7 separate regions of the Homo sapiens genome follow, and regions 1, 2, 4, 5, 6 and 7 are each linked to region 3. The links are chromatin loops, found by intact Hi-C in ENCODE. Cell type or tissue: endothelial cell of umbilical vein. All regions are shown on one strand. Links, peaks and the distances in the headings refer to the core of each region. The heading gives the core; the rest is flanking DNA. Region 1 has its middle 180 kb from the start of FIGN. Region 2 has its middle 260 kb from the start of FIGN. Region 3 holds the start of FIGN (fidgetin, microtubule severing factor). Region 4 has its middle 390 kb from the start of FIGN. Region 5 has its middle 140 kb from the start of FIGN. Region 6 has its middle 350 kb from the start of KCNH7. Region 7 overlaps FIGN (fidgetin, microtubule severing factor).

The links. Peaks named below come from ENCODE experiments on the same cell type or tissue, not always from the same donor. Only the 100,000 strongest peaks of a DNase experiment are listed, where the experiment ranks them.
Region 1: a loop joins it to region 3, with 2.5 times the contacts of the local background. A loop is called at or near these places in 2 of 110 quality-filtered maps.
Region 2: it touches region 3 in a loop (2.9-fold over the local background); 26 of 110 quality-filtered maps call a loop at or near these places.
Region 4: a loop joins it to region 3, with 8 times the contacts of the local background. A loop is called at or near these places in 39 of 110 quality-filtered maps.
Region 5: a loop joins it to region 3, with 2.9 times the contacts of the local background. A loop is called at or near these places in 7 of 110 quality-filtered maps.
Region 6: it touches region 3 in a loop (5-fold over the local background); 6 of 110 quality-filtered maps call a loop at or near these places.
Region 7: it touches region 3 in a loop (2.1-fold over the local background); 18 of 110 quality-filtered maps call a loop at or near these places.

The regions. Positions count from the first base shown.
Region 1 is chr2:163,551,388-163,555,838 of GRCh38, forward strand. No RefSeq gene overlaps it. Among named protein-coding and RNA genes, the nearest start is that of FIGN, 180 kb to the right of the region's middle. In endothelial cell of umbilical vein, for the core only: no CTCF peak of the experiment used is centred there; a DNase peak (open chromatin) is centred at 2,384.
Region 2 is chr2:163,470,196-163,474,646 of GRCh38, forward strand. No RefSeq gene overlaps it. Among named protein-coding and RNA genes, the nearest start is that of FIGN, 260 kb to the right of the region's middle. In endothelial cell of umbilical vein, for the core only: no CTCF peak of the experiment used is centred there; no DNase peak of the experiment used is centred there; H3K27me3 peaks cover 159 bases.
Region 3 is chr2:163,734,192-163,738,642 of GRCh38, forward strand. It overlaps FIGN (fidgetin, microtubule severing factor), which reads right to left and starts at 1,817. Exons shown (of 3, transcript NM_018086.4): 1 at 1,647-1,817; 2 at 712-881. The coding sequence starts at 736. RefSeq lists enhancers at 2,424-2,940, 2,941-3,456. In endothelial cell of umbilical vein, for the core only: a CTCF peak has its summit at 2,735 (motif pointing left); DNase peaks (open chromatin) are centred at 910, 1,370, 1,860 and 2,660; H3K4me3 peaks cover 2,416 bases; H3K27ac peaks cover 2,046 bases.
Region 4 is chr2:163,347,466-163,351,916 of GRCh38, forward strand. No RefSeq gene overlaps it. Among named protein-coding and RNA genes, the nearest start is that of FIGN, 390 kb to the right of the region's middle. RefSeq lists enhancers at 514-1,113, 1,606-1,775. In endothelial cell of umbilical vein, for the core only: no CTCF peak of the experiment used is centred there; DNase peaks (open chromatin) are centred at 746 and 1,716; H3K4me3 peaks cover 225 bases; H3K27ac peaks cover 2,929 bases.
Region 5 is chr2:163,876,368-163,880,818 of GRCh38, forward strand. No RefSeq gene overlaps it. Among named protein-coding and RNA genes, the nearest start is that of FIGN, 140 kb to the left of the region's middle. In endothelial cell of umbilical vein, for the core only: a CTCF peak has its summit at 2,548; no DNase peak of the experiment used is centred there.
Region 6 is chr2:163,189,220-163,193,670 of GRCh38, forward strand. No RefSeq gene overlaps it. Among named protein-coding and RNA genes, the nearest start is that of KCNH7, 350 kb to the left of the region's middle. In endothelial cell of umbilical vein, for the core only: a CTCF peak has its summit at 2,346 (motif pointing right); a DNase peak (open chromatin) is centred at 2,372.
Region 7 is chr2:163,665,238-163,669,688 of GRCh38, forward strand. All of the region lies in intron 2 of FIGN (fidgetin, microtubule severing factor), which reads right to left. It overlaps LOC107985957 (a long non-coding RNA gene), which reads right to left. Exons shown (of 2, transcript XR_001739759.2): 2 at 2,711-4,451. Among named protein-coding and RNA genes, the nearest start is that of FIGN, 69 kb to the right of the region's middle. RefSeq lists a silencer at 2,442-2,736 and an enhancer at 2,442-2,736. In endothelial cell of umbilical vein, for the core only: no CTCF peak of the experiment used is centred there; a DNase peak (open chromatin) is centred at 2,474; H3K27ac peaks cover 1,021 bases.

The sequences.
Region 1 (4,451 bases), core at 343-4,342, 180 kb before region 3:
AATTGAACACTTACCAAGAACTAAATTCTAAGTCTGATTTTATCTATTTAGTTAATGTTCATATTAATGTCCATTCAAATTCCATTTTCACAAAATTGGCAATTATGACAAAATCCTTCTGAAAGTATTCCTAGTGGACATACTCACATATACAATAAAACCCTGAATACCCAGTTTTTCTGAATTTTTAGAGTTCTGGAGAAAAACATAATGTGCACCATAATCCCCTTGGTCTTTCTTGAAAAAGAGGGATTTTAATTACTTACATATAAGAGCAAAAGGAGACAAATGTTACCTAAAATTAAAATTTTAATTTCTGACGTGTGGTTGTGTTATTTAAAGGTTCACTGTATTCCATGACCTTTGTTGTCACCGTCATCACTAATTGCAACATGATCTCAGAAAAATAATCCTTCATACAGTCAGTATTTATTCAGGCATGTATGTCTCTTAGCCTATTACACTGTTTCAGTAGTCTACAATCTCATAAAGTACTGGTTAAATCAGATAATCAGCTGCACAAATGCCTTACACAATTAATTCTTTTCTGTATTTTCAAAATGGGGAGTATGAGAAATATTTAGTGTTGTGATCCAAATTTAAATCTCTTTTGCTTTAAAAACAAGGCCAAATAGCAAAGGCTCCCCTACTGTTTGTGCTCTATGGTATAACATCTCTTGATTACTCTGACAGAGTTCCAGTCACAGGTTGTGAGTCAGAAAGAGGATTTTCAATGTCCAGCAGCTAAATGTGTCAGCCATGACATTTCTGAAAGTTCTATTTTTATATACAGAGAGAAGGAAAAATCACTTCTTTGTATCTGTCCTTTGCAAAATTCTCAGTTTAACTCCGGCTCTAGATATGTACAATAGTGAATGCATTCTTAGTTAACATGACAAGCAACTGACATTTTTCAACTGGAATAATGCATGTAATGAAAAATAATCTACACAAGTTTGCCTCTTCTGCATTCTTATTCCCTCTTTCACTCATAAAGCCTGTTAAAATGCAGTTGAAATAATACAAAATGCAATTCAAATGTCACTATTATTCTAATCCTTTTTTTCTCTCTATTATACAGCTTATCTAAAAATGTTGAAATGTAACTTGCTTGAGTTATAATATTATGTGAATTAAGAATCCGTATTGTTTGGAAGCTCTTTTTAATTGGTCTACAGGGAGGTTTTCTGTATATATTAAAATGATTGTATGTCTGAATTATAACGAACTTACCTTTAAACTTCTTTTGTGTTTAAATACATATTAGAGGCAAAACATTTTAATATTTCTTAGGACAGGCTTTATTGCTAAAATTATTGGCTTGGCAATCTTGGCAGGAATGGAAATTTCTGATTGGCTGTCATATCAATGTCAGTAAAGCTCAGGAAGTGCATAGCTCTGGCTGTTTTCCTTATTTTTATTTATAAATTCCATTTCATAACAGCAATAAGATGCTTCAGGCCTTGCAGTACTGGGGGATTATTGCACTTGTCAGGTGGTAAAAATCACTGGCCCCTCTGCCTTATGCCTTGGAACACCACTAGAGGCATGGATCACTGAGAAATGCAATTTCTGGAATCTCTTAATGCTTTATTATGACATACGTAACTTTCAATATAAATTATTTATTTTGAAGTTTGGGGGTGTCATAAGAGTATCCAACCAGTAGCTAAAGAATGAAGAAGAAATAAAAATGTAGATTATGGAAACAGAGAAATAGTCAAGCAGTGGCCATCTTACAGTGAACCCTGAAGGATACGAAAATTTATAATTTAGTATATTTAATATTAAATTGAGAGGCTGGGCTATGATTGGTATATATATGTATATTGATCTAAATGGCCTTACCATAATATCCTAAGATTGTTTTCTTCCTTACAAATGGACATTATGTTTATGTCTCCAAACATGCATGATATATATTGCAGACATAAATGCATGAAAACCACATTTGAGAAAATAAAACTTCCATACACTAAAGGAAAGTCTACATACTGTTTTCTTCTATTTAAAACATTTAAAACAAATACTATGTGATATAATTAGCATAGTATCCACTTAAAAATATTGAAAAGTATACTCTTGAAAAATTTAAGCAACCTGATTTTTTAAATAAATAAAATGTAAAATTCAGACTTAAATTATACAACAGTGGATAGAGATTTAAACTTACAGATTAAATTTATATTTCTAAATAATTGTTTGAAAGTAAGCTTCTATTTCTATATTTTACCAATTGTTCTAAATAACAATGTAAACTGAATGAGGTCAAATTATCTTTTCAGGGAAAGAATACCAAAGTTTTCTTTGGAAATGAGCCAGTTTTAGGTAGGGGGTGTTTATGGCCTAGGGAGTTACTGTAGCAATAGAAAAAGATTAATAATTTGCACATGTGAGATTCTTGGAAGGCAGGATACAGCTGTAAAGAATTAACCCCTCTTGAGAGATGTAAAAACACAGAGCAGCTGAGAGGAGACCTGTTGGGAGGGACTAAAACTATTCAGGCTACAGATGTCCTCAAAGAGAAAGTCCATTTGGGAACTGACAAGCTTTTGTCTTTTCTTATAAATGGGCAGATAACTCAAACATTTTTTTGAAAAACAAAAGGAACCAATTGTGACCAATTAAAATGTGTTATTGAAATATTAAGTAAGCACTATAATGAGTTGTTTCAAGAAATCAAGTACTGTACTACAAGGCTTTGCTCATAGGATTACTCAGAATGGAGCCACTTTGGTAAAGGACGAAGGTGTGTGTATTCACAGATGATGCCCTATGCCTCTATTGTCCCAAAAAGTCACTTTATTGTCTAATAGAAGATTCATTTTCCAGAATACACAAATTAAATGCAAATTAAAAAGAAAAAGTAAACATATCAAAACATTTTGTCAACAGATAAACAAGAGGTCCAAATTTCATTTTAACTGAAATTTGTGATTATTTTTTGTTTCCTGGGAAGGAAGGCTGTTATGCTTCAATGAAAGAAATCCAAAACAACTTTTTTAAGGTTCTTGAAACACAGGTTTAAAGAATGAAGATAGGACTGAAAACATTGTATGAAATCTCCTTGAAGTAAATCTCATTTATCATTCCAATTTCCTTCGAGCCTGAAGAAGAGAGGGGAAACTATACATACCTGACGTAATATATAATTCAGTACCTTAGTATTTCCATCAAAATAATAGGTCAGTGATTCTCAAAGTGTGGTCTCAGTTTCCCTGGGGGGAAGTCTCTAAAACTATTGAGGTCAGGCTTGTTTTCTTTTTTTTTTTTTCTTTTTTGAGATGGAGTTTCGCTCTTGTTGCCCAGGCTAGAGTGCAATGGCACCATCTCAGCTCACCACAACCTCTGCCTCCCGGGTTCAAGCGGTTCTCCTGCCTCAGCCTCACGAGTAGCTGGGATTACAGACATGCACCACCACACCCAGCTAATTTTTGTATTTTTTTTAGTAGAGATGGGGTTTCTCCATATTGGTCAGGCTGGTCTTGAACTCCCGACCTCAGGTGATCTGCCTGCCTCGACCTCCCAAAGTGTTGGAATTACAGGTGTGAGCCCCAGCGCCTGGCCTAGGTCAGGCTTATTTTCATAGTTAATATTAAGATATTGTTGTTTTTTTCACTTCAATTATCTCATGAGTGTTCAGTTGACTTTCCAGAGGCTACATGACATACAATGATATCATCACTCTTGTGGCTAATGGAATGTGTGCTTGTGCATTCTTGTGTTTTCTGGAATTTTCTAGATAAGCTTTTTGGGGTCATCAATAATTGTTGAGTATAAACTTTAAGATTTTACACTAGTAAAGTGAGGCCAAAAAGTTTAAAATATGGTCACCTGCTTCACCTCACAATAACATCCTTACCTATGTCTGATGTTTTCAAAGCTGCCTGCATATTGTTAAACACACTGCAGTTGATATTATCATGATTAAGGAGTACATATCTCTACTACATATGTTTCAAACTCTACCCTTAGCAGCAGAACCTTTAAAATCAATGAAATACAATATTATGTGTCAACAGCAGATGAAAAAGATAAAAGTAGAGCTGCTTTGGAGAGGGGGAAGCACAGATCTTCCTGGCTGGCCCCCTGAGACTCCTCCTGAGCTTCCTTGACTTCTGCAGAGACATTGTAAAAACCACAACATTATCATTGTCTATATATTTTTACTATCTGTGTGGGTATTTTTCTATACATAGGATTTTATTTGGTTTCAATAACAATCTTGTGAGGTATAAAATAAGAGCTATTATCACACTATAAAGACAAAGAAATCAAGAAGCTGAGAGATGTGAAACGAATTATCCAAGGTCACACACTAGTAAGTGACATGGTCAAGGCTGATACCAATTTCTTCTGATTCCAAGTCCAGAGACCTTTTCAGTTTACCATTCTGCTCTATTTGTCATTTTAAATTGCTCACAAACTGAAGACTCATTTTTATAATCATT
Region 2 (4,451 bases), core at 320-4,319, 260 kb before region 3:
TGTAGATAAACACATTCTTGCACTAGAGAGATGGGGTTTTTCAAAAGAGCATCCAAATCCTCTTTTTTTTTAAAAAAAAAAAATCGTTTTCAGACTTAATGTACCGCAGGAGTTGTCAAGTTCACATACATTTCTTGTGGTTTTGGAATTCTGTTGAATTGGCACTTTTGCTTTTACAATTAGTGTGTTGTGGACCTTTAGCTTCTACCTAGGTAAGAATTTGTGCTTGAGATGAAAAAGTCAATAAATGAACTGGGCAAAGTGGTGTATCTTAGTGAAGCAATAAAAAGGGCAATTTGGGTCTACTGGTCTAGCTGAAGGTGGTCATTCTTTAGATTTTGAGATACTAAACTACTGACCAAATTATTCTCTTGTTCAGTTGTAACTGTGATTTCACATGTACAGTTGCACAGACCCTCCTGTGCACATGCTAACTGAGGTTATATGCAGCAGCTGCAATGAAATAGATGCACCAAGGGGGAGCAGGAGGCTTGACTCAAGAATTAGAAAGGGACTTCAGTGGCAAGGCAAAACGATAACACATTCTGGTACTTTACAAAAGGTACATGACCTCTGATGTCATGTGCTTATCCACCATTTGGGGACTCTCTTATCAAGATTTAAAATTTCCTCCACAATCTGAGTGACCAGAGCAACCCATGACATCCATCTGTAATGTTAGTAAATTTGTAGTATAGGTACTGGGGCACCAACCTAAGCCATAAGTCATCACCTCATTTTGAGCATACAGAATACCTGAATGCTAAAGCAGGAGAGATCTTTAGAGTTCATCCAGTCCAACTCATGGGGATTTTAAAGATGACAAAATTGAGAGCCAGTAAGTTTGGGAGATTTGTCCAAGGTCAAACAGCTGTTTAATGATAGAACTGTGAAGAGAACTCAGTATTCGTATTTGAAGTTCAGTGCTCTATCTGAGACAATGCACAAAGAGTGCTAGAATTTCCATACAAACTGGTTTGACATTGCAATGTACATGTTCAAGGGTTTAATGCTAATGGAAAGTATTTCAAGAGGTAATCTGTCTTTTCAAACCTTACCACTGGTCCTCTCTATTGACTTTCTATGGCCTCACACCATTACCTGTTTCAACTTTTACTTTTTCCAAGGACACCCCTTTTTATTTCTTCCCAGCCAGAGAATGTTTCCACTAATTAAATAAGTGGACATCAGGGATCACATTTTCACTTATTTCCCTTTCTCCATAATCTCACACTATTCCCCTCTGCTCTCTTTCTTCAGCACTGGGGCTATCCTTATTTCTGGGCAGCACTTGGCAAATGTTTACTAGAGTAACAGTTTATTTACAATTTATTTCTAATTCTATGAAATCACTAGTTGGTGTAATTTCACAACATCTGTGGATATGCAATTTGAGAAATATTTATGAAAAACACATCAATGCTTTCATCCTGGGGGCATGGTCATTTCAAACAACATAGACCAGTGAATAAAAACGGCTTTGGGAGCTGACAAATCTGAGCTGAAATCCTGAGCCCCAATACTTACTATGATCTTAAGCAAGGTATTTAACCTCCCTAAATCTCAATTTTCTTTTTTATAATACATGAGGCTTCAAAGTCTTGCCACAATGCTTGGCATATAGTAGACTCTCAATAAATGTTAGCTATTATTGTTATCATTATTATTATTACTATTATTAGCGACATTGTTTTCCTATTAATATAAATAATAAAAGATCCATTTATGAAGCATTGTAAAGCTCAAGTAACTGTGGATTAAATGGACTTGAGGGCTCTCCTGGAGTAAAAGGTGAGATATAGAGGTGAAATTCTACTTCAAGCATTCCAGCTTGAGAACTTGAAAGTGATGACAATACTTGTCACACCCTAAAAGGGGGAATCTTGGAAGCAGATTTCAATGAAGTGGCTTTGATAATTGTGGATTTGTGTCAGGTGAGGGCAACAGAGAGCTATCCAGGCAGACAACACTGGAGGCCTGAAAAACCACGAACTTGGTTATCAATCCCCATGGGAAGGAGGGAAGCCAGTTTGAACTGAGGAGAGAAATTAGAACTCAGAGTCTCCACTGGGCCCAGAAGAAGGTCAAAGGTAGAAGCCAGGATGACTTCAATTCACCAAGCAAGAAAAAGGAGGAAAGCTGAGTAGAACTAGAATGGAGTTGGGACAGATAACAGCAGCCACAACTATTGAGATCCCTCAGAAAGCAGCGTCCATAATAACTCTTTGTGATGCAGCAATTCAGAGCTTCCCAACTGAACCCAGACAGCTGTCACTGGCCTTTGTGAAGGCCATGTTGACTCTGGTCTTTAATATTTACAACTGAGGTAGCAGTAGAAGCATCCAGTACAAATAACCAACCGAAAGAAAAGATGATCAAGCTTAGCAGAAAATTCAGGAAACTATTGAGGAAAGCCAAGGAAACTACCATCTATTGAGCACCCACTATGCATTTTGCAGTCTCACTTAATCCTGTCTATCCTATGCACTAGGCATTATTACTTCTACTTTGCAATGAGAAAAATGAGGTTATGAGAAATTTAAAAAATGTATCCAAGATCACATAGCTCATAAATGGAAGGACCAGGTAGAATTAGAATGAATATCTGTCTGATATCAAAGCTCTTCCCATCCATTCCTGCCACTCAGTATTAAAGCCATGAGAATGCATGAGTACTCTGAAGGACCAAACACACACACACACACACACACACACACACACACACACAAAAGAGTCAAAGGAGTCAAGTAAGTGTTTAATGCAAGAGTAATTTCAGGAATTAGGACTGATAACACACTTCTGGATTTGGCAATTAGGAAGACACTAGTGACCTTGGGGAAACAAGTTCCTGTAAAATGATGAGGATGGAAACTGAAAGCCGGACTGTCAGTGAGGAGTGGTAAGGGGATGGTGGCTAGAATTGTAAATCGCTCTTTGGGGAAACTTGGCAGTAAAGGAGTAGTAACTCTAAGAGTACCACAGCTAGAGACATTTTTTTCTTTTGTAATGGAAGACATGAAAATATTTGTGGGCAGTGATGATGGAGCCACTAGAAATCAGTGTACATTCGAAAGAAACAGGGCATTATTCCAAAGCACAGTTATGTAGGAGGGAAAGAAAAGATAGCTAAAAATATATAGACTTATTTGAGTTGGTAAGAATAATACAAGTGTAGAGATATTTGGAAGTTAGAGTGTGACAGGAAATAAAACTTGGGTCAGATAGCTTTGATCAATCAAGTAGGAGACAGAAGTATCTGCTGTGAATGAAATGTCTCAAAGTGGATCTTCAAGTGATAAATAAGTGAATGAATGAGTAAGTGACACAAGAGAAAATCTAGTGGCATGCATTGGTTAGTGTCAGAGAGAAGCAACATAGCAAATAGACAGAATTTCATCATTAAGTGAATTTGGAGTTCTGCACAATCCCAGTATGTGGTGAAAGTTGATGGGCCAGAGCTGTTATAAACTGACCCTTCCAGGTCTATCACAGCCCACCTAGAAAATGAATCCTACTGTAGCCCCTGTGGGAAACAGATATGCTAATTATATAAGCAACATCAGTCTTTTGAGTTTCTCAGCAGTGATATTTACTAGTTTGCATTGAAATCAGGACAGCTAAAAACTGTCCATAACTGCCTTCTTCTACCATATGCACAGTAAAATGGCTGGTACATCACTTCCATAGGCAGAATACAGCAGACTTCATCTTTGTGCCTAAACTCCCCTGCTAAAACAAAAGCCTGTTCGTAAATCCTAATTTTTTAGGAAAAAAAATAATGTGTTGCAGGACTCACACTGTAAGCATTTAAAACATCTTGACAGGAATGAATATTATGTGTGATAATTTCCTTTAGGGGTTGGAAAACCTGTATAAGGTATAAGCTTGGGAATCAAAAAGATGAGATAGTGTGGGTAGAGTGGGGGTGGGCATCTGTTATCTTTTTCTTTCATCTTTAAAAATCTATGGCAAATTAACCTCCCTTTATTGGTGGAGTATTATCTAACAACTCAGTCAACATTTAAAGTACATACTTGAACAAGGTAAGAACAGAAAAATACCTTTTATCAGTCTATAACATTAAGTTGCTGGAATTCTAAAATTCAAATTCAACTTTAAGGAAAAATCACTTTTTTCTCAGCATTGATGCCACTTATTCTGATGCAATTTGTGTTTCATAAGGTTCTGTTAGCCTGGAATTCTAGAGGCATTCATGAATTCAGAATTTGTTACAAATCCCTCTATAGAGGCACATGTTGATTTAGGAAGTGTCCACATGACAGTAAAACAACCAATCAATTCAGTGAAAAAAAAATCAATTGATTCAATAAAAACATCAAACAGGCTGTTTGCTGTCATGAAGATCAAACTACTGTTTGACAGAACTTTTACGTTTTAATCAATGGTATTGATGTCCGTAAACACTGTCTTAAGTTTACCAGCCCATGTTC
Region 3 (4,451 bases), core at 333-4,332:
CAAGTTAAAAGTAAAAAGCGCTGACAGGCAGACGAGTGAATGGAAAGGGGGAAGAAAAACCTATCCCTACTCTTTAAAAGACATCAAGGACTTTGGACAATCAAAATATAATTTTTATTTTCATGTAAAAGACACCTCTTCACTTACCCGCCCCCCCCAAAAAAAAACCACACTCAGAAGAACTGATTACTCCACAAAGTGCAAACATCAAGAGCAGATAGTCAAACTGCATTAATAGATTGAGAAAAATAAAATTTTCATCCAGTCCTGTTCCTGTGTGTGTACATATATATAGATACACTTTCATTAGTTAGTAATCTTTCCCAACACTCCTGCCCTCTCCCCTTTGCCCAGCCTCCCTCCTTCAAAAAAAAAAAAAAAAAAAACCCACACTGAGTTTAACTAATTTACATACTATTTGACTTCAGCAGTTATATATATATAGTGCATTACTAGTAACGTGCAACTTCTGGATGACAGCTAAAACCGATAAAAGTGGATTCAAGTAATATATTAATCAAAACTGCAATATACAAACAAGTGATAGCAAAAGAAAAAAAAGCATGGTGACATTAAACATATATTTTTTAAAAAAAGGAATTCTATATCATGAGCAACTGCTTGCCAGGCAGTCTTCAATGGTTTTATCATGCTATTTCATTTGTCTTTCCTATTTAGATGCAAAGGAAGTAAATTCCAAAACTGACATACCATAAACACTGGTGCTACTGATCATTTCTTGCTGGCAGCACAAAAAGCTGAATTGGATTTCTCACAAGCAGGAATTCCAAAGGTTGCTTTTCATTAAAGCCACTTTTCCTCTCAGCTATCAAATGTCACTGCCTTGAAACGTGGGCCCTTTCGTCAGGTATTCATTTAACCTACATGCATATAATTAAGGGGGAAAGCAACATCAACAAAAAGGGGATCTCAGATCACAGGAGAAGAAAGAAAGGAAAAAAAGCACATGACCAGGAATGCAAGTCCATGTCAATTTCACTCACTCCCATTGAAACTAACAAGAGCTCCGGGGAGGACGGTAATAGGATCAGTGGATTGTATATACCATTAAATTATACATCTTTCTCTCCCGTTCCTTGCCAACAATACGCCCACCACGCTGTACCCCCTCCTAGATGATGTGCTTACATTTTTCTGCAACCGATCTTCTGACATTTTCTCGTTCCCCCAGCCACGAGATTGTAATTTAACCTCAACTTTTTGTGTGTGTGCAAGATTCTTATTTACACTTCTTATTTACTTAGAAGTTAGTTCCCGAAGAAAGTCTAGCCCCACCCTATGGCTCCGCTTTCTTATTTTTTTATTTTTGAAGTAAAAAGATAGTAATAAGTAAGCCCAATATAGCGAAAAGCGAGATTCTTGCAATCGCGAACTCTTAATCCCATACTATTGTTACAATGATTAAGCAGCAAAAATATGCATTATAATGTTTCAGGGCTACTTTGAACAGAGAAATTAGACAGCAGGTTGGCGTACAGAATAGAAACGAGTGGAAATTGAATTTAATGTTTACGGCACAACTGAAGATCTCTTTTAATTACAGGTCTTGGATGTATTTATATTCTTTAAAAATAAAACAAAAACAAATTTAAACAGATGGTAGAAAACTACGAAGCTCCTCTTACCTGAACGCGCGGAGAGAGAACCCGATAGGTTAGCGTAGCATCGATCCGATGTGTTTGCTGATGAATGGAAGCTAGGGTTAAGTGAAGGTGCCTATGATTTGAAATCATTCCAAGTTTTTGAAGGGAAGACGGACTGCAGCCTCTGCCATGTTGGAATTTCAAACCCAAAACAGCTGCTTGGAAGGAGCCAGCATGCCAGAGGCTGGGCGCAGGCGCAGAGCGCCGCAGAGCCAAATTCAAATCACTTTCACACTAAGAGCCAAAGATCAGTTTTCAAAGGAGAGAGGGAGAAAGAGACGGAGGCTGCCGTGAGGGAGAGAAGACGGGAGGCAGTGGCGAGAGGCGGGCAGTGGAGAGAGACGGGCAGCGGGAGGACCAGGAGGGAGAGGGAGAGGCGCACGGAGCCCGCGGAGCTGGAGGGGGAGAAAGGGAGGCGGGAGGCGAGCCGGCGAGCGAGCTAGAGACGCGCCAGAGATTCATGGGCAGGGAGGGCTCAATGGCCGCGCCGCGCCGGCCGGCCGGCCGCTCGGGTCATGTTACACGGCCGGGGCCGCGGCGGCCGCCCAGCCTCGCCGATGCGCTCACGCGGCCCGGAGGGGGCCCCGAGGTCATGATTACGCGCGCGGGGACTCGCAGCTCTCCCTGCACGCACTCTCTGGCGGCCCAGCCTGGGGAAAGGGGAGCAGCGCCGTAGGGGGAAGGGGGCTTTCTTTCCCACGCGTGACCAGCCGGCCCCTGCGCTCCCCGGCCTGCGTTGGAGGGCCCGGGACAGAGCCGCGCTGCTCCCCGGCCCGCGGGCTCTTCCCTGCCGGTTCCCGGCCCTCTCGACAGCTGCGGCCCGTCCGCCCTTCCCCACCCCCTCTGCGCACGGGACGGGATCTGGTCTCGAGAGCCTGGACCTCACCGGCACCCTCCCCGGGGCCCCCAGCACCAGCCAGAAAACGACTTGATCTGCTTAGAAGAGGCAACTTCGGGGAGAAAATTCGCGTTCGCCCAGTTCCCCTCCCCCGCCTCCCTGTGAATAAATAAAATCCTAAGTGTCTAGGTGTGCGGTCCCCTCTCGCGCTCCCTGGCTCCCCTCCCTACCTCCCCCAGGCGGCTCGGGCTGGAGAAAGCAGCGCCCGGGGGGCCCTGGTGTCGGCGGCTGGTGCGCAGGCATAGACGTTAGGCTTCTGCCTTCCCAACCCCCCTCTATGGAGTAATCTGGGGACCCAGGAGTGGGAAGAGAGTAGGGGCTTTGTGGTGCTGGGAGCCGAGGAAGAATGAAATGTGCAGTTGAGTGTGTTGCTCGCATCCCAGGGAGCAATGCAGTGCTGATTGTCTGTTGCTGAGATAGCCTTTTGTTCGGAACATAAGGTTTAAGAAACACACACACGTTTTCTGGGGTCTCTTGTTAGATGTAAATGTGCGGCATCCAGACGCTTACTATGCAGTGTAAGCTCAGTTGGTTTACTAATCACCCCGCCCCACCCGCAAACAATCAGGATCATTTGAATGGGAACCTCATTCAGACTTCTAGGCTGAGAGTATTGCCTTCAACCTATTTCATTCTAGACTAGCCAACCATCCAACTGAGATAATAAAGCAAACAATAACATTTGATCATGATGTCTACGAGATAATGTGCCCGGCAAAGTTCTTTAGGAATTGTAATGAGAAAGAGAGTGAATTGGGTCATAATTTCTCTTCGTTTTCATTAAATATGACTTTAATAGATAAATGGTGAGTTTATACTTTGGCCTGGTAGACATCCAGTCTTCTATATTTCAACGAAGCTAAGAATGAAAGAGGCAAATTATATATTCCACCAGGAGCCCATCAAGCTGAAAATGTTACCTTTGAAGGTTGGAACCGAAAATGCACTTGCTGAGGACTGACCCTCCTCATAAGGGTGTTCACATTTCCCCCAGCTTCTCTGTTGTAGATTTGATAGCCTAAATTGCAGCTCTCCAGATGCTGAAATGCAGCTCTTTAAAAATGCCAAATATATACTTTGAAATTAATTCCATTCACCTTTTATGATGTTCTTACCTTTGAATGGATGCCTTTAGCTAACACACTGAGAAATAAAAATTATTTCAGTTAAATCTAGGCAGATGACAGAATTTAAAAGACAAAAAAAGAGTGATTCGAGATCCTAAGAAATATTTCTAAGCAATGAGATTTCTATTTGGAATGGATTTGACCTTTCTGTGAATTTTTTAAAAAAGGAGTCTTCGAAATAAAACAGAAGAACTTTATTCTGATGTAACAGAGAACACTGAAACCTCTTTAGTTATATTTTACAAGATGGCTTTGAAAATGATATTACGAAAAGTTGTTCATTGGATTTTACCACAAAGAAATAAGTGTAGGGAAATATCTGTGGGTCACTGTTGGATTGAGTACAGATGAATTAAAAAAAAAAAAAAAAACTGTGAAGCGCTCATAATCGCAGTTATTGCCCATTTGGGGAATGACGACCAAAAGTCCTCTGGACACACAGCAGATGCTCTGTGCAATTCGGGCAAAACTGCTCTGTTCTTGTTTGTTAAAAAAGTTCAGAGCTCATCAACCTTTAACATTAAATCCTAGCGTTGAATTTACAGTTCCTTGTGTAAATTCAAATAGTGAATAAAATATATAATACAGTGCCCACTGAATATAAAAACAATGTATTTTGATGACAGACTTAAAGCCATTCATCTGTAATATCTAAAATAAAACAACCCCTGCTCTTTAAAAAGAGGAGGAAAAAGTGTGGTCAGCAAGAGTTTATTAATAGATAATAACTGTACCTTTCCAATTCCCTTATAGATTCATTTG
Region 4 (4,451 bases), core at 128-4,127, 390 kb before region 3:
AAACAAGATGGCTCTAAATGCCAAAAAAAAGTACAATCAGTTTTGCCTAAGTATTTAATAGAAAGAAATCTACACTTTTAAGAAAGGTTTGTTGATATTTGCTTATCTAAATAAGGAAAATAAAGTTGAATGCTTCCACTCACCCTAACTTTCAAAAATATGAGAAAAAATAATATAAAGATGTATGTCTCACATATGACCTTGCCCTGTGTAATTTTCATAAGTGAAAAGCAAATAAACAGCAATTGTCACTATTCTAAACACACAGCTGCGTTCCATAATATTTATCCTTACTCCTTCCCTCATTTATTATTGCCGGTAAATTATGTATTTGTCACTAACACTAGCTGAATAGATTTGAAACAGTAAGTGTAACAGGCTCAAATGGACAGTGCCTATTATCTTTTCCCTTTTCTCTCCTGCCCTTTTATGGCCTATAACTTCATTCAATCTGTAGCTACATTTATGTTCCTTTTACAACAAAAAGGGTCATAATGCTGTCTCTGATAATACTGAAATTGCCTAATTTGTTCGTCTTCTTTCAACGCCTTGGAAATGGTCACCCTCTCCAGTTATGCCTGGGTTTGTCCCCATCAACTTTGAAAATTAAGGTCCTGTTTAGTCACTGGCAATCGCACCACCAAAACGCCTTCGGGCATTTTGTTCAGCCAACAGGGTGATAGAGGCCGAAGAGGCCCAGGTCTGGCTGGCTCAGGAAACGCACTCCTGAAGCCGCAGGCCCACCTACTACTACTAGAACAACCCCGGGTGTCATTCGCGTGCCTCTCGGTGCGGTGGGGGCGGACAGTTGCGCCAATCCCCGAAGCAAGGGAGGGAGCAGCGGGTCAGCTGACGCTGAGAAGGCGCGAGTGAAGGAATGAGAAGAATTTGCTTGCTCAGAAGATGGGAGCGATAGGGACTCCCTACTCTGACTCCTGGCGCGGACAGGCGTAGGGAAGAAGTCGAGCCTCCCCACAGCTGTTGCCACTCGGGCTGTCGCCGCGGCGGCCGCTGTTGGCTGCCGCGCCGCTGGGACTGAGATGACTGTGGCTGGGCCGGCCACGGCAGCTGCTTCTGCCTTGACTGCTGCCCCTGACCCTTCTGCTGTTTCTTCCTTGATTTTAGCATCAGCTTTTTCTTCTTCTTCTTTTTTCCCCACCCCGGCAGCACCTCTTGTAAAAAGCAGAAATAGCCTCTACATTTGCCAGAGAGCGTGGGTGCAGGGAGGGGAGGCTAAGGTGGAGTCGTTAGGGTCTCTAACGAGGCTTGGTTCCTGGGGCCCCTCCTGTCTTTTCTCCCGCTCCCGTTAGCATTTTCCTTCCTGCGGTAGCAATGCTTTGTCAGCCTCGTGCTGGGTAGAACTCCCGCGTAGTCTCCTCCTCCTTTCCCACTTGCAAGGAGGCTTCACCCCCTCATCCCCTCCAACGAGGAGAACAGTATCAAAGGTATAAAAGGGAAATAAATGCTCCAAGATAACTGTATATTTTGCCACACAAATTTGAACTGGGTTTCGCGTAATAGAAAACAGATCTTTTCAAGTCCTGGGACAATAAAATAAAATTCAAACGGATGGATATGGCGGGTTGGAGAACAATCAACAGCTAATTTGGAAGAGCACTTCTTGAGGATTTTCCTGACCTGCCCTTGCATGTGACTTCCCTTTTCTAAGATCCTCTTCCCCTTTCAAGGCTAAAAGCTGGGTATGATTCAGCTCATAAAAATATGTCACAGCAATTGGAATTTACCCTTTGACCTTCTACTCCCTCACTGCCACCTCCTCTACACACACGCACACACACAGTCTGCAGTTCACTAACTAGCTCTATTTTCACTAAACAGATGGCCGCGTTGCTGATGAAAACTGCCTTTTTGTACAAGATAAAACTTCTAAAAATCTTTATGATAGGACCTATTTACAAAAAGAGCCGAAAGCCACATTTTTGGTGATGCATATGTGAATTCTGAGATAGTTTGATAAATAAACAAAGCGATAAATATATTTTATTTACATAGGCACAAAAAGAAAACTATCAGTAAATAGTCATCTTCCTTTAACACCATTCTTCTTTCTGAAATTTGTTTTTGTGGACCAGTTATGAATGATCATATTCAGTATTTAACATTAAGGAGCATATTATTTCAGGGATCCCAGTGGCTAGATTTAAAACATGCAAGAAAGGGGCAGAAAGCTGAGCCTAAAATGTATGAGGAGTGTTTTCTAGTTTTTCTAAAAGCCTGTTCACCTTTCCAAATAATTTTTCCTTGCCTTTGTGCGGTGAAAGCCCCATTACCAGCTATGAAAAAAATAGTGCTAAGTGTTTTGTACAATTTCTTGTGAGTGCGAAGCTCAAAAAGCCGAGAAAATGGGCAAAACACTGAATCAGGCCACAAGGGCCAGTTCAAATGCACAGAGAGACATTTTTACTGCATTATTTGAACTATTACTAAATAAAATGCTTTCTTCCTTGGAGCTTAGCTAAGTACTAATTTTCCAAAACATGAATACGACTTCTGGTGAAAAGTTACAAATAATTTAAATGCCTGACTACAATATTGTGCCCTCTCGAATTAACAGTGTTCCCTTGGCCCTTCCCTACATACTGAAAATAGTGCAGGCCCTCAAATCACATTTGAAAAACTTAAAATGTCCAGGAAGTTTTTGAATCCAGAAGTTTGAGAACATCATGGACAAATTTAAACACAGTTTTCTCCATGAATATGGTGACTAGAAATGATGAATTGAAACCGTTTCTGGCAATTCATTACCAGATGCCTAAGAAATGACTAACTGTCACATTAAAAAAGAAATTGACAGCCAGGAATTAAGTCATTTTTAACACTAATATGATTGTGATTTTTTAAGACAATTATTTCTCCCCTCTATGTTTGAACGTGCTGATAATACTGACATAGTCAAATTCAGAGCAAAGAACATATAATAAAAATAACAATATATAAAGCATAAGAGAAGGTGTTTTCTGAGCTCGTACCATTTTCTCCATATCTAGAGAAAAAACAAGTTTCCTTCAGCAATTAACATTTGCTAATAATATTTTTATTTGGCAAAGCATAGAAGGTGACCATTTAACAATATCCATTCAGTCTTTAGGTAACAACAGTTTCTCTCTGTTGTTTCTTTACAATGATCAAATTTCTTTGAGTTTCTTCTTTTTTATACTTTCACTTTTGTTTAAAATTAATGGAGCTAAAAACTTACAGATAAATTCTGCAAATATACCTAGATACTCTTTATCATTGTAAATAGCTTAGTGGTGATCTGCCATTTTTCATGATAACTGGGCACCAACTGCTGGTTAGAAATATTTTTCATGGAATTCTTTGTACTTTAAATAAACTACTACTTCAAGATCTGCCATGTGTCCCTCATTCATCTTTAGGGCACAAAGTTACATGTAACTTTTTGTGAGCTTTGATTTTGAAATATTTGTCTCATAGGTGCAATCTCTAGCAATCTTTTAACTCAGTGCAAGTTTATTAATGACCTTCAGCAAGTTAAGGCAGAAATGTGTATTTTAAAGGTTTATTTTATGATTCATCTTATGCAAAAAAAAATTTTGAAAAATTGAATCTACATTTATTTTCTGCTCTTTTGACCCAGTATTAAAAAGTCTCCATGTGCATTTCACATAATGAACATCACAGAAGGGGAAAAATTGTTGTTTCCTTTGGCATTTCTCATCTGAGGTGGTAGAAAAATATGCATCTGCTTTTCCCGTGGAGAGGGAGATAATATAATAACCTTCTGATTATATACATAAGCAAAAACTGATCAGTTTCTCTTGTGGTTCATTTTTTAAGGGCAAGTTCCAGTTGGATTGTGCTAATGCACATATTCATGAATCTCTCCAAACAGGATTCACTGCTCTCCAGGGAACCCTTGAAGTATGCATCATTGTTTCAATGAAGTATCTTCATTATAAAACATAGAGCCTATAAAAGGTGAATACCATTTGCCACTGCTTAATATAATCGCTGGTCTGACTTTCTTCCGCTATATTTTTTTCCTCCCTTGCTTCCTTTCTTTAATCCTTTCTTCCCTCTTTCATTATTTCCTTTTATGTTTTCTTTCTCTTTCTTGTAACAAATAGAAAAAATGACAAAGAATCATTAGAAATATTAAAAATTAGATAAAATAAGGAAATGCTTTTGTTTTCAAAATCAAACTTAATTTCTTTCGAAATGTTATATAGATGGGGTATGAAATTTAACTAACCCCCCCCCCAAATCCTTATATTTGTGCAAATGTTTTATTTGAAACGAAGGAGCTTATGGAAATTTTTAGTCTCTGCATATGCATAAGTTTTTTGTGTCAAAAAAGTGAGGCCAAAGGTGAAAGGTATAGTAAGTAGGTAAACATTTTTAAGACAGGCAATGAAAGGTACTATAGTCACAACAATGTGATGAAAACAGGCACACAAATTTTTCATCTC
Region 5 (4,451 bases), core at 308-4,307, 140 kb after region 3:
AGTCAATACTCCCTCTAAATCAGAATGAAGCAAATATGATGTATCATACTGTTGTGGATCCTCTACTAAAGCAAAGATAAAGTCAACTAGGTCTTAGTTCTGTTTACCATGGTTGGTCTAGTAAATTTCGTCATTATATTCCAAACTGGTCGTATACCAAATATTGCTGAATAAAGTAAGCAGTTTATCAAACGGGATATAGACTAAAATCCCATATTTGTTTAATAACTGTGTGTGGGTGTGTTTATGCACAAAATCAGTCTGGGAGAACATCTACAATATAATTGAAGTGATTATTTCTGAGTGTTGGGATCATGGATTATTTATATATTCTTTTTATATGCATGCTTTTCTAATTTTTCTACAGAGAACAAGTATTACTTATGTAGTAAGCCAAAAGTTAATTTTAAGCATTTTAGAAACTAAATCAGCTAAAAATGTTTGCTAAACCGAAAATAATCATTCAAATGGTGACCTAAAAATTCCAGCGTATTGGCCGGGAGCGGTGGCTTACGCCTATAAGCCCAGCACTTTGGGAGGCCGAGGCAGGTGGATTACGAGGTCAGGAGATCGAGACCATCCTGTCCAACATGGTGAAACCACGTCTCTACTAAAATACAAAAAAAATTAGCCGATCGTGGTGGCACGCGCCTGTAGTCCCAGCTACTCAGGAGGCTGAGACGGGAATCGCTTGAACCTGGGTGGCGGAGGTTGCAGTGAGCAGAGATCGTGCCACTGCACTCCAGCCTGGTGACAGAGCAAGACTCCATCTCAAAAAAAAAAAAAAAAATCCAGATTATTTGAGTTAGAGACTACATCTATTAAACAGAGAACTTGCTTCATGTATTGTTTCTTCAAAACGTGCTGTGAGTACTCAAATACATTACTCTGAAACAAGTGTTAATATGTTAACTAAAAAAACCGAGTGAAGTTGTGAACCATTCTTTTTTTCCCCCACAAGCAAAATAGATTTCACTTTACATCATTATGGTTGGATAGTGGACAGTAAGAATCAACTACCAGGGGAAAAGAGCAAAGGGGAGATTTCAGGTCCCAAGAGAATATTCTGGGGCATTAGTTTCTACAAATAAACATTGAGTTATGTCAGGAATGTTATGCAGCCGTAATGCTGTCCATCCTGTATTCCCAGCTTTGTGGCTGGAAGCACCAGTTCAATGTTCTGAAATTTCACAGTCGTAAAAAATTCCCTTCTCAAAACGCCAACTTAATTGGAGTTAGTTATAAATTATCTTTGGGTGAAGAAATATGAAGAAACTACATTAAAATAGAGGATTGGGAGCACTAAGTCCAAACTTAACCTCATGACATACTAAGTGGAATGTTTCACTGAGAGTACAGAATCTGATCACAGTTTTTGTTTTTTTTCTTCATTCCTTATTAAAGTGAAACTTTTATCATTTTGCTCCATCGTTCTGATCCTGCAAAGAGAGATTTGGAAAGAGAATTAAAAAATGCTTCTCAACAGTAAAGTACTGGAAAAATACTGAAGAGTTCTAAATATGATTCTTATATATTACTTTTTTCTTATAAAGACAATAGAATGTAGTGGCTAAGACTATAGAGACAGACTACCAAGCTTCATATTCCAGCTCTAATATTGGTAGGCGAACATGGATAAATTGTTTAAACTCTCTAATCCTCAATATCTAAACCTTTAAAATAGTTAACAATAAATGTACATGTGTCATAGAATTGCTGTAGCCAGGAATTAAGACAAAATATGTGAAATTATTAGCACAGTTTCTGACATGGAAAGTACTCCACAATTATTAACTATATTTAATTTGACATATTTATGAAGCATTTTCTATGTCCTGGGAGGTGTGTTAAATGCTAGAAAAACAACAATGAGCATTAAAGGCATGGTGTTGAGACTGACAGAGTTTTTAATCTCATGAGAGACAGGAACAAACAGGCAGTTATAAGTCATTGAGATGAGCATGATGATAAAGATGTTTCAAGGTGCTGTGAAAGTATAGAGAAGGGACACCAACACTGCTTCAAGAAAGATTTATGCTGGTGGTGTCCACATAAAGGCCAGAGTAGAATGAATAGGAGTTAACTAGGTGAAGAAATGGGAGACGTGGCAGGTAACCCAACTCAGACAAGTGAATAATCATGAGTTTATTAGTTCATGTTACTAAAAAGTCTAGAGGGTTTCAGATGTAAATTTATTAGAGTTCTAATTTAATTTCCTTCTTTTTTTTTGTCTCTGCTTTGAGTTTGTTCTGAAGGTGGATTTTCTTGTGGTAGCAAAACAACGGTCAGTTTTAGACATTGCATTTACACACCCAAAAATAGAAAATAATTTTTTCCCAACTGTCAATCAAAAAGCACAGGATTCATTTTGATTGACCAACTTAGTTTATGTGCATATTCCTGAACCAATACTTGGACATTGGAGATGGAGTCACAATAAATGGTTTGGGCATTCACAGTATTCTTCTGGAGCTGGGGTCAACAGCATCCAGAAATCAAGCTGCTACTCAGTAGAAAAGAATACATCCTGGGGTGGCAAACAACAGCGCCCACTAGAGGCTACAGGATGAGAGACATGGTACGTTCCAAGAGCTGGTATATAACTTCAGTGAATCTAAAGCATCGTGTATGAGGAGACTGGGAATGAATGACGGAATTAGAAAAGCAAGCAGATACCAGATGACACAGGTTTTGCAAAATATTTTAAGAAATTTGGACTTCTTTCTGATATAACAAGGGAAGATGTTTTTAAGCAAGAGAGTCAACAATCATGATTGTGAAATCTAGTGCAAAGAGTAGATCAAAGAAAATCAAGATTGGCCACTGGAGATAATACAGGAGGCTATTAATTCAAATGTTAGTTAATGTTGGCTTTAATGGGTGATGGCAGTGGGAATATCGAAAGATGAGTATAAAGATTTATTCCAGGAACAGAATTGGGAGGACGTGGTAGTTGATAGCTTTCTAGGGCTGAGGGAGAAAGGGGAGTCTAGGATAATGCCCATACTCTCGGTTTGGGCAATTAGCAGGTGTTCAGGCCATTGACTGAGATAGGAATGTCAGTAAGAGTAATAGGTTTGGAAGTTAAACTAATACTCTTCCTGTGGAACATCTAAGTGGAAATATCAATATAGATGTAAAGCACGGGAATGTTATATGAGCTTGAGATATTGTAAACACCTTGGAAATGATGAGACAATCTAGGGAGCACACAGAGAAAGAGAACAAAAGAAAATTCAAGATGAAAATGGCAGTAGAGGATGCTGAAAAAGTAGGAGCCCACAGAAGTGACTGAGAAAAGTTAGCCAAAACTCAGTGAGCCAATAAAAGAGAGTATTTCAAAGTTAGGAATGGTTAATTCTCTAATGCAATAGAGATGAAGTAATAGAAATCCATTGGATTTAGCAACAAAAGTCAGTGGATATTTCAGGGAGACTAGTTATAGTGGAGGGGTAAAAATTAAAGCCAGACTGTGAACTGAACCATCCGTGGTAGGTGAGTAAATACAGATGTAGATATAGATGACTCTTAATTTGGCCATAAAGGATTAGCTGACAAACAGTTGAGAGATTTGCTATTATTACTGTTTTTTAAGATTAAAAAAACCTTGAATAGTTAAGTGTCATAAGGAGGGTATGTAGATGAAGATTTATCTAACTAGCTTAGAGAACCAGGCACTGTTCTCAGTATTTTGTATATGTTAACTTTTCCTAACACCATAAGAATCCTATGAGATAGTGCTATTATTGTCTACATTTGACATATGAGGAAACTGAGGCACAGAGATTAAGTATCTTTCCCAAAGTCACCAGCTAGTAAGTATATAGCTGAAATCAAACTGATGGTAGCCTGACACTGGAGTCTGTGCTCTTAACTACTATGCTATATTACCTTCCCTGGGTTAGGTTGCTTTTACTTTACTCTGCAAGATCAAATTAATGGTAGCAGTAACATGTATAGCAGAGAAAGGAAATACATTTCTGGTGAAGCAGAAGGGAATGAGATTCAACTGCAAATGAAAGAAAACTCAGGTAACTTTGTCCTAAAGAAGATGAAAATTTATTTTTCTGTCATGTAGAAGTCTGGGTAAATAGTATGTACTTATGTGGCACCACTTTTAAGTAACCTGATTTTCTTCCATATTGTTGTTTCATTGTGCATGGCTAAAAGCCTCAAGGTGGAACTCTAGCTAGCCTTGTGGTAGCCAATATGTTAACTACTGGCCAAGTGGTACTCTTGAGCACTTGAAATGTGGCTAGTCCAAATGGAGGTGTGCTATAAGTGTATAATGCACATTGAAACTTGAATACTTAATACAACAAAATGTAACAAATCTACATAATTTTTATATTAATTACATGTTGAAGTTATACTAATTTGGACATTCTGGATGAAATGAAATGTATTAGTTATTAAAAGTAATTTCATCTGTTTCTTTTTACTTTTTCAAT
Region 6 (4,451 bases), core at 220-4,219, 550 kb before region 3:
TTCTTAGCAAATTTTCAACAACTGATTTATTAATCTACCTTTCCATTTTTAAATTCAATTATTTCAGATATTATTTAGACATTTAAACAGTAGGTAGCTACAAAAGGATATTTGATATCCATTTTCCTAAGATCTAGGTATTCTTTTAGCCTCCAAAGTATAAAGGCCCTTATGATGAATACCAACCCCTATTCTTGACTACCTCTGCACTTTCACTGTGTGAATGCAATCTTTGTAAATGTTAATTATTATGAACTACAGCTAATGGAATGATTACTTGTAAAAGGCATAAATGAATACTTGGGACTTGATTTAGTCATTATGCACTTCTCTTGCTACATGCAGATATGGATAGAAAGACTTTATTTTTAAAAGATGGAAGATGGAATAGTATCAAAACATAGAAATTGATTTTAGAAAGCCATTGGAACCCAGGGGTGTATGTAGAAAAAGGCATTGCCTGCGTTGTAGGTTATGATGTTCTGACACCTACAAGCATCTGACATAGCTGACTTTTTAAAAAGTGGTGCTTAAAAGAGTTGGTATGGAACATAAGTAGATAATGCAAATATGTTAGCGACCCCTACCAACAGTTGCAATTATGCAAATTTTAAAACCTTCATCTTTTATAATTAGGTGTAGTGGACTTATGTAGTTAACTTCTCCACTGGCTAGCTCAGATTCTCTAATCTGTTGAACAGCTTTTCCCCTAAAAATAATGCACCTCAAATAGCCAAAAATATGCATTCTGCAAAAGAATGACAATATTTATGATGAAAAGGAAAGACATGACATCCTGAATAATTGTTAGTGACAAATTTCTTGTTTGTGATTTAAGAAATGTGCTTTTATAAAAACCGAGATTCTCTGACAATAATTAAGCATACTGTTGAATTGGTCATAGGAGGATGAAATTTTAATTAATATACTTAAATTCTGGAAATAAAAAAAATTTTGACTGAGTGCTAGAAGGGAAGAAGGCTGCCTATAGTAAAATTTATATAGAAACTAAAATTATCCTTATTAGGTAGATAATTTGCTTGTAGTTAATTACTTTTGAATACTTGAATCTCATTATGCATAGTAGTGAGTATACAGAACTCAATATCATTATCAGCACATAACACAACTATGTGAAATACAGTTTTTAGTAGAGTTATACATATGTTATATATATAAATTATACATACACTTGGAAAACTTTTGTTAAAATTTACATATAATTATAAATATATAAAATTATATATACATATGGCATATTAACCAAATACACTAAATCTTTTGTTTCATTACAATAGAGACTCCAGATGTCTGTTAGTATAGCTAAGTTTTGAATTAAAAAGTTATACTAATTTGAATAAGTTAAAATCTGAGCGATTTGCTTTCATTTTAGTGACAGGCCTAGTGTATTGGTAAACTACACTCGAGATAGGTTACATATGCTATGTTAATTTTCTAATTAAATGTCAGGCTGTACTTAAGGACATAAAGGTTATTTAACAGGAGGAAAAGGAAAAATACAAAAAGCCAATTTTAGCTTATTTTCCCATAAATGAATCAGCCATCGAAATAAGACAGGATAGGGAAAAACGGATACCATGATTTTCTAGAGAGAAAAAATATTCAATCCAAAGCATCCCAAGACATGTAGGGCTTAAGTAAAGTCTGGATAGTAGCTTTAGAAATAGGGCTTGTATTTTATTATCTAAATATTCTTTCCTAAGCATTTTATCTACCAGCTTTCTAGGGACTAATGGAAGGTGATCCAATTTGACTGGTGGAAACTGTAATCACCTGTTAGTTTAAATAATAAAGGCTTAGAGATAATAAAAGGACTTGAAATTTAGATATGATCAGTTTCTATTTCAATGATTCTCAAAAAATTGAATTCACAATTTTTTTCATTAAAACATCCATCATTTCTACCCATTTAAAAATAGGTATAAAAATATATAAACTTCTCAATACAAATTAACTTCAGTGTTATATTAGAATGTGCACACCATAGTCATTACTATCTTTGATTACAATTACTTCAAAACATCATATTTTGTTTGGCTTTACCCTTAGATTCAGTACAGAATCCATCTCTTCCCCAATACCTCTTTTCATGGTATGAATACATTAACCACATTCTAGTAGGGAAACAGTGCATTAATTTGCAACAAAGTGAACAAAACAGTTAGGAAACAAGAATTATTTTAAATACTTTTTTCCTTCATATTTCAGTACTTCAGTTGACTAATTTTAAATTAGGACAAAATAACCCATATTTCTTCTGCATGTCATTTGGCATGAGGAAGAAATATTAGGTTTTGAAATCAATGCAAAACACAAAACAGAAGAACTGGGTCATCAACACAAGGTGGCACTGTGGACCAGTCTCTTAGGAGGAAGTTTGTATTTAAGCATTTTCTCTCTTATTTCTCCAAGACTGATGATTTATATAATTCAGCCTTCCTAATTTTGCCTTTAGGTTTTTTGTTTTTGTTTTTTTTACAAATCTAGTAATGAGATGGGGAATGGAATTATTTTCTCAATTTAAAGAAAAATGCAAATTTTGAGCTCACAATGGGTATTTTTATATAATTAGTTATAATAAAACCCCTAGGTACTGTACTGTATTGACAACTGAATACATATATGGTTACCACTTTTCTCCAAGAGGGACAACTTGCTGTTTTCTTTCATCATATCATGAAAAGGCTCCTCTCCTCTACTGACAGCTATCTCCCTATCATGATTTGCCTAGGATCTGATTTCTTGCTGCTTTAGTTTCTCATACACACTATTATAAGAATCTTTTTACTTATAGCCCATTTTCATGTTGCCATTATTTTGATCAAGTATTTTCTTTCAATCAGGTATCTTCAGTGGACATCTTTTTAAGCATTAGTTTAAATGTAAATTCTTACAATACTTAACTCCAACCCTATCTTAATTTCAAGGCACTGGTGTGCATGCACTCATGTGCACACATACAACACGCAGCTACTATTTCTCATTTGTCTACCCAGGCAAGTCCCATTATCTGTTCTTTAAAAATATTATGAGAATTCCTGTCAGTTATAAGGCCCTTTTCCTAACACTTACTATGTCATTCCCCCAACCCAGGCCATTGTTCACTGGTGTCAATCAGCTTCTTTAAATTTCTCCACAAGGCCCAGCTTTTTGAATAAGACTAAACCCATATTCCACCAGCATATGAGCCTACATTTTGTGGCACATGTATAAAAACTACACTTACATGATGAAATAATCAGAAAATATTTAATGATAGACTATTACTTACAAGGCATGATCTCCAATTAATGCAGCCTCTTCTTCTTCTCTCAGGAATATTTTGTGTTTTCCAATCATATCAAGCATGTGGTGTAATACATATATTTAGCACTTGACACAAGTTCAGGGAATAAATGCATAAGCCCAATTTTCCAATAGCATAAGACTATTAATACTGACACACATGCCACACACACACAAACGTAAACGTATATGATATATATGCAAAAATTTGTTAAAATAATGAAATACTTATAAACTGACACAAATAAAAGTACACATATATTATGCAAGTTTTAAAGGTAAATATGTTTAAAGGCAGAGCATAAGAGTCAATATTGTCATTTAACAGTACTCAACAAAATGCAGAATTAGATACAGATCTAGTGGAATGAGCCTCCTGATTTCATTTCTGCTGTTCAAACGATGAGGACAGCAACTACAGATAATAGTTCAACTAGTAAATGCAGAATATTTAAGATAATACACACTCAAATTTATATAAAAAACTGCATAATTAGCACATATACACCTGAAAAGTTTTGGATGTAACCTTTTAATATTATAGATTCAAAAGTCAGATGTCCATGTACAGTGTTTCTTTCAAAAATTTAATTATTGAATTACAGAAAATTATATTTTAAGATAGGAACATTTTCCACTCTCATATTCCATGAAATAATTTTATTTAAATACTTAGCAGGCATCATTGAGACCGGTTTCTTTTTTATCAATTGAGTCATATCTTTGTCATGTAGAAAGATTTCCCAGGAAGATTTACCTTGACTTTTTGATATATTATACGACAGTTTTTGAATCAATATATGATACTGTCACTGGAACTTTTGTCCCAAGTTACAAGTACCCATTTTCATAACACTAGGAGAGTTTCAGATTTTGTTGTTGTAGTAGATGTTATTTTTGCCTGTTTGTTTTTTCAGTAATGTATCTTAATAATCTATGATCTCCACAATGTAATCAGTCACTATCTTGCTTTATAAAGTGATCTATAATCTATTAATAACATAACCAGCAGGTTTTAGTTCAGGTATAAAGAGTTAACCTGTATTTGACTCATTTAAAAAAATTATATAGATTATAGGTAACTTCTAATAATTCGAAACTAACATTGGTGACAATTATTTCTGGCTTGTTCGCCTTCTCCAAAC
Region 7 (4,451 bases), core at 125-4,124, 69 kb before region 3:
GGCTCACATTTGCATGCTCACTCCATCCATAGCCTTGCGGCTTAAGAGGGAATTAAGGAAGAGCCATTCTTCATGTAAGAAAGGACACCTTTGTGTCTCACAATCTTAGATGTTCTGAGGGATAGTAAACATTCTTGAAGATATTACTCTTTAATTGTTTATGGATTATTCCTATTTTACTGTTAAAACATGAGTTTTTAGCAGAGTTAGGGAAAATTTTGTCAGGAAACAGTTGTTTTCCTCCTACAGACTAACATTCCTGCAGGCAATGCAGCAAATTAACCAATATAAATGTTTCCTTCAAAACACAGAAATCTTTTATCTATTTAGGGACAGATCACACAATATAACATGCTGAACTATTTCTATTAAGCCCAAAGATGACAAAAAAATTGAAAAGAATAAATCCATTATAAAGAATTCATATCTGCTGCTTTGTGAGCAATCTATAATACACCGTATTGTGCAAACTATAGGAGATGATGACCTAACAATACAGAATGTAGAGAGGGCTTTTGACAACAGAAAATCATAAGAGAGTATCATTTAATGGAGAGTGAAAAAAAATGATCCTGGATTCTTTTTCCCCCTTTATTTGTTGTATCACTTTGTAAAACCTCTCTATGCCTTGCTCTCTTCATCAGAAAAATGAGACCTATGGTTTTATTTTTACAAAGTGCTTTAGGATTTAGGAGAACCCAGAATGTATTATATGATGAAAGCCACCATGGTGCATGTCACATGACTATGGCAGAAAAGGAACCAAAAGCAAAACATGAATCAGCAATGAACACTCATTTTGTTTGTTTAAAACCCCAGGATGTGCAAATATATGTCAGAGCTGAAGTTGACCCTCTTCCTTTACAATCACATATTACTCTATCAGATTCTGGTTTTGAAACCTGAGTTTGGTAGAAAGAATATGGATGCAGGAAGGAGTAAAGGACAGGAGTAAGAGGGTTTCTCTCAAGCAAACCCCAAGTCACTAGGGGTGTCACCAACAGCTTCACTAACAATCCCCTAAAGGACCAGAGACAGAGGGCATTATTAGCCTTGCTTCTTCGCCTTCCTCAAGCATTCCTTTATTCCCCCAAAGGATTATACATTGACAGGGCAAATCAACAAAGCAGAAGCTGTCTCCTCCAACTGTCCAAAGTTATATGGGTTTTTAGAACCATAGGAGAGTCAGAATTGGGAATAATACGGACCATTACATTGAGGGGTAGGTCAAGATGATATATTAGAAGCTAGGAGTTCTAGGCTCCAATGCTTATTCCAATATTAATTTACTGCATTACTTTCAACAAACCAAACTCTCTGGACCTCTATTTTCTCAACTGACACTGAGGGCAAGGAAGGTAGAGAATTAGTTTAAATGATCTCCTTTTAAGACCTAGAATTCTGTTATTCTTTGAGTACATGGTTAATGACCCAGTGGAACCCAAGAACCATGTCTTGTGGATAAAAATATCAAGGTAATTTTCTAATCCAACTCTGGTATCAGGATGACAGAAATGAGGACACAAAGCCTCAAAGAAGTACCATAATCACACAGCTAGTGGCAAAATCAGAATTTGACTTTGGGGTTTGAACATAAATTTGGATATACCCCAGAAGATTTCCTGTAAATTTTCTGACTTGAGAAGTCTAAAACCAAATTCACTAAAAAAAAAAAAATTGAGACTCATGCACAATGGCTATATATTTATGTGTGTGTATGTGTATATATATATATGTATAAAAATGTACAAAATATAATCAATGTATACCGTATTTATCAAATGAATGCTATTCCCATCTGAGCCTGTTTTCCTTTCTGTATTCTCTATTTTTGGTTAGTGTCACCCCAGAGGCATAGTTTCCAGAAATAGAAGGCCTGTTATCAGTCCCTCTCATTCATCCCACTCTGAACCACTCTGCATTCACACAGACTCACCAATACAACTGATTTCATCTCTGACTTCTTTCGCCATTCTACATTCTTTCTTTATCCCCAACATGTTTGTATCATTTAGGTCTTCATCTATTGCTTCACCTGTTCTCTCCTAACTGGCCTAACTGGTTTCCTTTCTTCTGAATCCCTTTTCCATACTATCCCCACAAAAAAAAAAAAAAAACTTTTCTAAAATAAAAATGTAAACATATCTTTGACCTGCTTGAAATCTGTCAACATTCATTAGTTTACCCACAGGAGGAAGTCTAAGCTTCCTAGTGGGAAAAATTAAACCCCTTCTGTCCAAGGCCTGCATTTCCAGCTCCATTCCCTCCATTCCCACTTAACATCCCATGTTTCTGTAAGAACAAATGTTTGCAGTTATTCCTCAAGTACTGCATACCACTGTGCCTTGGCATATGCTAGTATCTCAGTCTGGAAGTCCCTAATCCTTTCCCATTGTTTACTTGAAAAATCTTATTCGTCTTTTAAAACCCAAATAATTCATTCCTCTACTGGGCTTCATCCAACTCTACATTCCCCTTGGGATTAATCATATCCTGTTCTAGGCAGCTTCTGTACTTTGGACAGGGTTCCACTGCTGCGTTCTTCACACTGTGCTGTAACTGTTTATTTGTATGCCTTCCTCCCTCACAAGACTCTGAAACCTTGAGGGCAGGAACTGCATCTTCATCATCTCTGCATCCCTAGCGCAGAGCCTGGAATATAGATATGTGTGTACGTCTTTGAATAAGTAAATAAACAAGCAAACATTCATTCACTCAACACCTGTTTTATTCAATGTCTCACAGAGTTCAAGGAAAGAGAACACCCCTACCTCCAACCCCCCCCCCCAAAAAACCCTCCACAAGTAACAAACAAGAAAAATATCTGATAGGGATATGAGCTACCTGGATACTTAAATTGGTATAATAGAATGGAGAATGACTGGGTGTCTATAGTGGTTCACATTAGCAGAAAAGTCATCTTCCAACCCATGAATGACAAAGACTGTCTCACATTGGGACCCAAACAAATAGTATTTAAAGACACCATGGGGCTAAAGGAAAGCACCTAGGGAGAGCATGTAGATTAAAAAAGAAGGGTCAAGCCCTGGGAGCCCCTATAACATAAAGTTCAAACTGAAGAAGAACCAGTAAAGGATACCAAGAAGAAAACCAGGAGACTGTGATCACCCAAACTAAGAGAAGAAACTATTTGAAGAAGGAGACAGTGGTCAACTTTGTTGGACCCTGGTAGAAGCTCAAATAAGATAAAATATTCAATTTGCCACATGCAGGACAGTGAGTGGTGAGCTGGATAAAGGCTTTAGGAGTTGAGATAGGAATGAAAGCCTGATTTGAATTGAATTCCATCTCTTCATAAGAAATCATGAAAGTATATTACATGGTAATAAAACACATTTTCCCCCTCTCTGTCCAGTTAAAGCAAAGTTTTAAATAGGTAAAACTTATAAGAGATGTAGTAGGCCAGGCGCAGTGGCTCACGCCTGTAATCCCAGCACTTTGGGAGGCTGAGGCGGGCAGATCACGAGGTCAGGAGATTGAGACCATCCTGGCTAACACGGTGAAACCCCGTCTCTACTAAAAAATACAAAAAATTAGCCGGGCGTGGTGGCGGGCGCCTGTAGTCCCAGCTACTCGGGAGGCTGAGGTGGGAGAATGGCGTGAACCCGGGAGGCGGAGCTTGCAGTGAGCAGAGATCGTGCCACTGCACTCCAGCCTGGGTGACAGAGTGAGACTCCATCTCAAAAGAAAAAAAAGAAAAAAGACATTTAGTATAGATTTCAGGAAGAATTTCTTAGCATAATTAAGAAAAAAAGGAATATATATATATATATATATACACTATAAATTCTTATTATATAAAGGAAAGATATTCATCCTGCTGTAAGTATTAATTTGATAACTCCTTTTACTCATTTATATTTTCTCAACTGAAAAAAAGTTGGCCCCCCAAAATATGGAGTGCATTTCTTAAAAATCTACATAACTAATAACAACTAAACAAACACTACTTCAGCGTTTTGTTTTGTTTAAGAAAGGGTCTCACTCAGTCGCCCAGGCTGGTGTGCAGTGGCCCAATTACAACTCACTGCAGCCTTCAACCTCTCAGGCTCAAGTGATCCTCCTGGCTCATCCTCCTGAGTAGCTGGGACTACAGGCGCATGCCACCATGCCCAGCTAATATTTGCATTTTGTATTTGTTGAGACAGGGTCTTCCTATGTTGCCCAGGCTTACTTCAGCTTCCAGAAACCAATAAATAAGAATGCATTTCTATCCTTTACATCTTACATATAAATAAGAAATACGTATTTGACTTCATACATATTGTCTGAATAAACCTCTAATTTTTATATTTGTGGATTAGAAAGGAAACCATTTAAAAATCTGTAGATTAAAGATAAGATGAAATGGCACAGTCTATAATCAAACTTTCAGTCACAGCAAAGCTGAATAAAACAATTTCTTTTTACAAATTCTACGTCTTCAGTTG